Regions from separate parts of the Homo sapiens genome. Here region 1 is linked to region 2. The links are chromatin contacts, found by POLR2A ChIA-PET in ENCODE. All regions are on one chromosome and are shown on one strand. The core of a region is the stretch at or near the end of the contact, and the rest is flanking DNA. Distances in the headings are between cores, read along the strand shown. Region 1 overlaps MAML3 (mastermind like transcriptional coactivator 3). Region 2 has its middle 99 kb from the start of MAML3.

Evidence for each region. ChIA-PET counts read pairs that join two places held with the same protein, here RNA polymerase II (POLR2A).
Region 1: POLR2A ChIA-PET joins it to region 2 with 16 read pairs in Panc1. The contact joins two enhancer-like sites. POLR2A ChIA-PET finds 5 or more read pairs at or near these places in 6 of 52 experiments (MCF 10A, OCI-LY7, Panc1 and 2 more).

Annotation. Positions count from the first base shown.
Region 1 is chr4:140,134,247-140,136,946 of GRCh38, reverse strand. The region is part of intron 1 of MAML3 (mastermind like transcriptional coactivator 3); the gene reads left to right. It overlaps MAML3-AS1 (MAML3 antisense RNA 1), which reads right to left. Exons shown (of 5, transcript NR_147610.1): 3 at 1,825-2,700; 4 at 159-318. Among named protein-coding and RNA genes, the nearest start is that of MAML3-AS1, 7.6 kb to the right of the region's middle. Within about 2 kb of position 1,271, at least 10 of the 41 ENCODE cell types and tissues checked have a DNase peak (open chromatin) inside an H3K27ac peak, as active enhancers do.
Region 2 is chr4:140,251,933-140,254,632 of GRCh38, reverse strand. No RefSeq gene overlaps it. Among named protein-coding and RNA genes, the nearest start is that of MAML3, 99 kb to the right of the region's middle. Within about 2 kb of position 1,297, at least 28 of the 41 ENCODE cell types and tissues checked have a DNase peak (open chromatin) inside an H3K27ac peak, as active enhancers do.

The sequences.
Region 1 (2,700 bases), core at 22-2,521, 120 kb after region 2:
TTCAAAATACTGAATAATGAAATGGGAGGAAGAAAAAGCAACCCAGCCACTGGTGCTAAATTTCCTAAGGTTGTTCACATAGCCCTTTAACTTTAACCTCTTTCTTAGCATCATTGTTTATCATTTTTTGAGGAATCTTTGTTTAATAGCTAGCTTACCTTAAGAAATAGTTTTCCTTTCCCTTTGGTGGCTCATACATTTGGGGAAGTGACCTTCAAGAAACGTGACTCATTTTGCACCAACTTGACTTAGTCATCCATCCAGCCTCTCCCAATTTGGGGATCCTTTGCAAAGGGAATGATTAAACACTGCCCATGTCTATAAAGAGGGAGATTAACCATGGGTTCGGTTAAATTACTCCTAATATCGTACATTATTTTGTATTTTCTGGACTAATAAGAAAACTTGACAAAGTATAAGCGGTTGATTATGGCACAAAGTGGGGAGGGTTAAGATTCATGTCATCTGAGATAAACACGGCTCCAGTATCGCCATTATTTCTGTGGCCCTTTCTCCCTGGGTTAAATTATGCCCTCATCCACAATGGAGGTCATGATAATATGCGGTGGGGGAGGAGGGGAAGGGATGTATCTAGAACATTTTGGGATATACTGGGCTTATTGCTTATGAGAGAGGCAAGAGGAGGCTTTTTAGGGGAATTTCACTGAAAAATAAAATGTGCAGACACTTCACAGTCAAGGCTATGGGATGAATTACATTTGGCTCCTGCCACCTCTCAGCAGCAGGGTCTCTACACATGAACTAGGGAATTGCTTGAAGGAAGCCCCTCCCAGGAATGAGTGGGGAGAGCCAAAAGGTTTGGATTTCCCTATAAATTGAACCCACTGTCACCAGAGATCAGTGTGAGGGGCTCTGTTATAACGTCCAGCTTTTCTTCTGTCCACACCCAGGAGTTGCTCCTCTTCCTGCCACCCCATTCTTAAGTCTTTTGTTCCTTGAATAAATATTATGTGGTTTGGTGCTCATTACTCTTTGTTATGAAAAAAGGCAATTCATTAGGTTGAAGGAGAAGGGGGAGGGAGATAGCATTTTTCACCGGCGCATCAAGCGTGGTTACACTGATTTGAATTCCCAGAAAAGTAATAAAACAGTGAAAATAATGATAAAACAGCTCCTGGGCTGACAGCTGTGCAGCACATGGGGACACTGAAGACAGGCCCCACTGTTGCAGCAGGACAATATTGTGGAGCATATGGTGCCATGGCAAGCCAGTTGTTGAACTCCGTGGCTGGCTTTTGTTTGGGGAACTCTCTCGGCATTGGGTGTATGGTGGCTCTTCAGAGACGTCTAGTCTCATTGGCAAGAGGGCTCTTGGCCCCATGCCAGCCTTGCTGTACGGTGGCTGACCCAGGCCATGTGGAAAAGCTCATGCTTGGAAAACATTCACTCCTCCTTACTTTGGTCACTAATCAAATCATTTGTTCAACAAATATAAATTGGAATCTTTTTTCACAGCAGCCCAGTGGCTACATTACAGAGGGACAGTTTCCTCCAAGGATGCCAATTAATTATTAAATGCGTTAATTCATTGGTGCTCAGTACTTCTTGTAGGAGTGAAAGTTGTTTTGTTTTTAATGCTTTCAGAGCACTTTGCACATGACATCTTTATTCTTAAGGCTTAAATAGCTAAAATCAGCAAGTGTCTAGAGCCAGGGTTGCTGCTAGAAAGGAGATAGAGTATTCGTCTATGTGGTTTTTACAAGACAGTGTTAAAATAGGCCTTTTGCTGAGCATGGGTCTATTTTTTAAATGTGTGAAGCCAGCATGTGTATGTGCATAAAAAGTCTAATTAACTCCACTTTCCTCCAGAGGGGTCTCCTTGGCTGCCCTGTGAGTGTGCTCCACTGTGGCCAGAGTTGCACCATCCTCCTGAGCCCTTTATGACTTCAACACCTCTGTAGTTATGGACACCCATTCTGGTTTCTTTTCTTTTGATTCCAAAGTGCAAAGGATGATCCAGCAGGGCTACTCGGTCCTGGGAGAGGTTCCTTCAAACGCAGCAGAAGGCGAGGCTCAGAGAGAATCACACTCCATGAGGAGGGGCTGTAGCCCGTGCCATTGTGATTCGTGCCTGAGAATATTTTTATTGCAAGAGCTAAAAGGAGAAAACGGGTGATATTCACACTCTGATCGAAGAGCACCAAATGTCACCATATTCTTGGTCTCTGTGGGACCTTTTTTTGCAGAACACCCATGAAGGTTGGTGGGGTTATGGTGCTGGGACAAGCGAATTTCTTTTTCTCATGAACAAATGTCATTAAAAGGCCAAAATCTACTGGAAAAAAATACACATGTATGTATATGTATATTTATTTCTGTGGTGTTTTTCTAATCACTCATCGGAGTTTATATTTTAACACTGGGCTCTGCAAGGGGAACTGATATTTTTTCAGGCTTTAGTTTTTACATTTTTAATCACTGGTCTTGAAAAAATGTTTTTAAGTGGAGAATAGATCTGTTTACAAATCTGCTGTAAGTAGATATGCACTTGCTGTAGCATTCAGGGTTGGGGAACATCTATGCCTGTGCCCTGGAGGTGATTCAGAGCATCTGGAGAAATGATTGGGGTTCTGTTTTCTTCTTGACTTGCCTCGCTTGACTTGGTTGTACAAGTTCCTTGAGTGTGGGAACATCCTTTCAACCTTTCCTTTCCTTAATGTGTTTATACGAGTCAAAGTT
Region 2 (2,700 bases), core at 48-2,547:
GCATAAGAAAAATGTCTCTGTTCTACAGCATGATCAGCTATCTGCCTCTTCCCAAGGATTTTTCATGAGCCTTAGAAAGAAATCCATATCATTTAAGTTCCCAAGGGCAAACCACCTTTGCCAAGAGACCACTGAGTACAATTTCCAAAGATGGAACACATTTCTTGTTATGCTTCTGGTTTAGCCCAGTATCAGAGGTGGCGCTCAGTCCCTGCATCCCAGGGGAGAATGTTTTCTGGAGAGTTGGGGACAACTGCAATAGGTTTTACATATTAACTTATCACAGCAAAATAATGAAATGAATAAATTAAGATGACACCCACACTGTTCCCCTTCTTCACGCTACAGAGGTGGTGGGGCAGAAAGGGGGGTAAAAGGGATTACCAAGCCAGGAAGCTTGTACTTCTGTCCCCTCGGCCTGAATTAGCACCCATCTTTGTGGAACACAACTCGCTGTGAGGGGGTTTCTCCTGCCAGAAAGGAGGCCATGGAATGAGCAAGTCCAGGAGTGCTGGGCATTAGGACATCAAATAGCAGGTCGTAGGGACCAGGGATTAGGAAACAAGAGGTCTGGTCCTGCCTCCCTCTCTAATTATTTGTGTGACTTTGGACTAGGCATTCTACCTCTTTCATCTGTAAAATGAGAGGGTTGGACTACGTGTTCTCCAAGGTCCCTAACAGCTTCTAAAAAAGAAACATGTAGAGAGGTTGTGAAGCAAAACATGATGATCCCTGTTAACTGTAAAAGGAATAGACCTTGGAAGTGGTGCAAAAATAATCCGCAAGGAATGCTTGCGGTGGGTTGGAAAACTATAAGGAAACGGAGAATTGTGCGTCGTGTATAACATGAGTGGAGATATATGAGACAATCTAAAATGGGGCACATGTAAGCTCACATCTTAAAGCAGAAAAGTCAGGCTTTTGAACCGAGGCTTGCCCTATTCTTTTCTACAATCTCTCCCCATGATAATGTAGCACCTTGTGCACACAATTAAATGTCAGCCACAGAAAACATTTCCCTTGGCTTTGTTGTTCCAGAACGGGATTCTTTTGTCCTCAATATAATGGATATGCAGAAACAATGATAGAACAGAGATTTTTTTTCTAAAGCGATGACAAACACACTACTGCTTCCTCCCTCCCTCCCTCCTTCCTCCTTATCCCCACCCCCAAAAATAAATCATTGTTCCAAAAAAAAAATCCCATTGTCTATTGTCCACGGAGATCAAGATCCGCCTAGGAACAGCTCTGGCGGCCGCCGCAGCAGCCCCGAGCAGCCGGTAGGTGGCGCACGAAGGCAGCGCAGGCGGAGCGCGGGGCCGAGCCCAGAGCCGGGGTCTCGCCGCCCCCACCCCTGCCGCCGCCGCCGCCTTCCACCCCCTCCTCGCGTGCTAATTGCTGGATACTCTACTGGGACTTCGGTCAGGGAAAAAGAAAGCGGGAATGGGAGGCGGGGGTGGCGGGGGAGGTGGTGAATCCGGTTCCGAATACACAAAGCCTCCGGGGCTTCGGCGACCCAGGAGCAGGGCGCCCTCGGCCTCTTCCCCTCCTCCTCTCTCCCTGGGCGCGGGGCTGCTGCGGCCTAGCCGGCCTCGGCTCCCGCCGGAGGGACACACAGACCAGCAGGAGGAAAATGGTGACCGCGTGCACAGCCCCACGCGCCGCGGCGCCTGACGCCTGCCCGAGCCTGGGCGCCTCCCTCCCCAGCTCACCCATCCCGGCCGCGGAGCCCGGACCCACCCCGAGCGCAGGCCCGCCCGACGGGAGTCGCCCTCCCCTCGAGGAATGCCGAGGCCCACAGGAGGATTCCTTGACCTGACCGCGGGCCCCTGAGCAGCGGGTTCTGCCCGAGCCCGAGAGCGGGAGGCCCCACCAGGGGGTGCCCGGGCCGGCGGGCGAGCCCCCTTCCCGGTGGAGCCGCGGGGCCCATGCCCTCTGTGTCGGGGCTAACGCTGTCAGTTCCTGCAAAGATGAACGGCCCATGTGGTCGCCTGACCCCCCAACCTCTGCCTGGTGGAACATGATGTTAAAGAGTTCTGCTGGCCCTAAAGTCAGAAGCCTGGATTGAAACGTGAGCATGGACACCCTGGAGCTCTGTGACCTTGAGGATGTTCCTAAAGTCCCCAACTCCGCACCTCCCCAGCTATCAAATGCGGGGAATAATACTTACTTCCTAGGAATGTTGTGAAGATTTTTAAAAAGTGGTTCTTAACTTGGCAGGAAGCCTGGCATAGAGTACCTATCATTATGAACAACCCGACTCTCCTTGCAGGAGGAGGGAGAGGCACAGTTTGCCGCCCTTGAGACAGACCTGGCATCGCTGTTGCAGAGACTCAGCAGTAGGGGTTCCCAGCCGAGGAAACGTGGCTCCTAACAGGAGCTCCCATCTGTCCTCCGCTGCCCCCAGCCCCCATCCTCCTCCTGCCCTGCTGCTGTGACTGTGTGGGGCACTCCCCCTCTCCCTCCGCTCCCTGGATAGACCTGTGATTTATGCCCCTTCTCTTTTGGAGAGTTCTGACAGAGCCCTATCACCCAGGCTTGGGAGGCAGACCCTGGCTCCCCCATTTGCTAGCTGGGAGTTTAACCTCTGGGGCTTCAGTTCACTCCTCTATAAAATGGTGGGCCTGATACCTACTACACAGGTTTTTTGTGATGATTAAGGGAAATACTGTGTATAAATGCCTGGCATGTACTATCTCT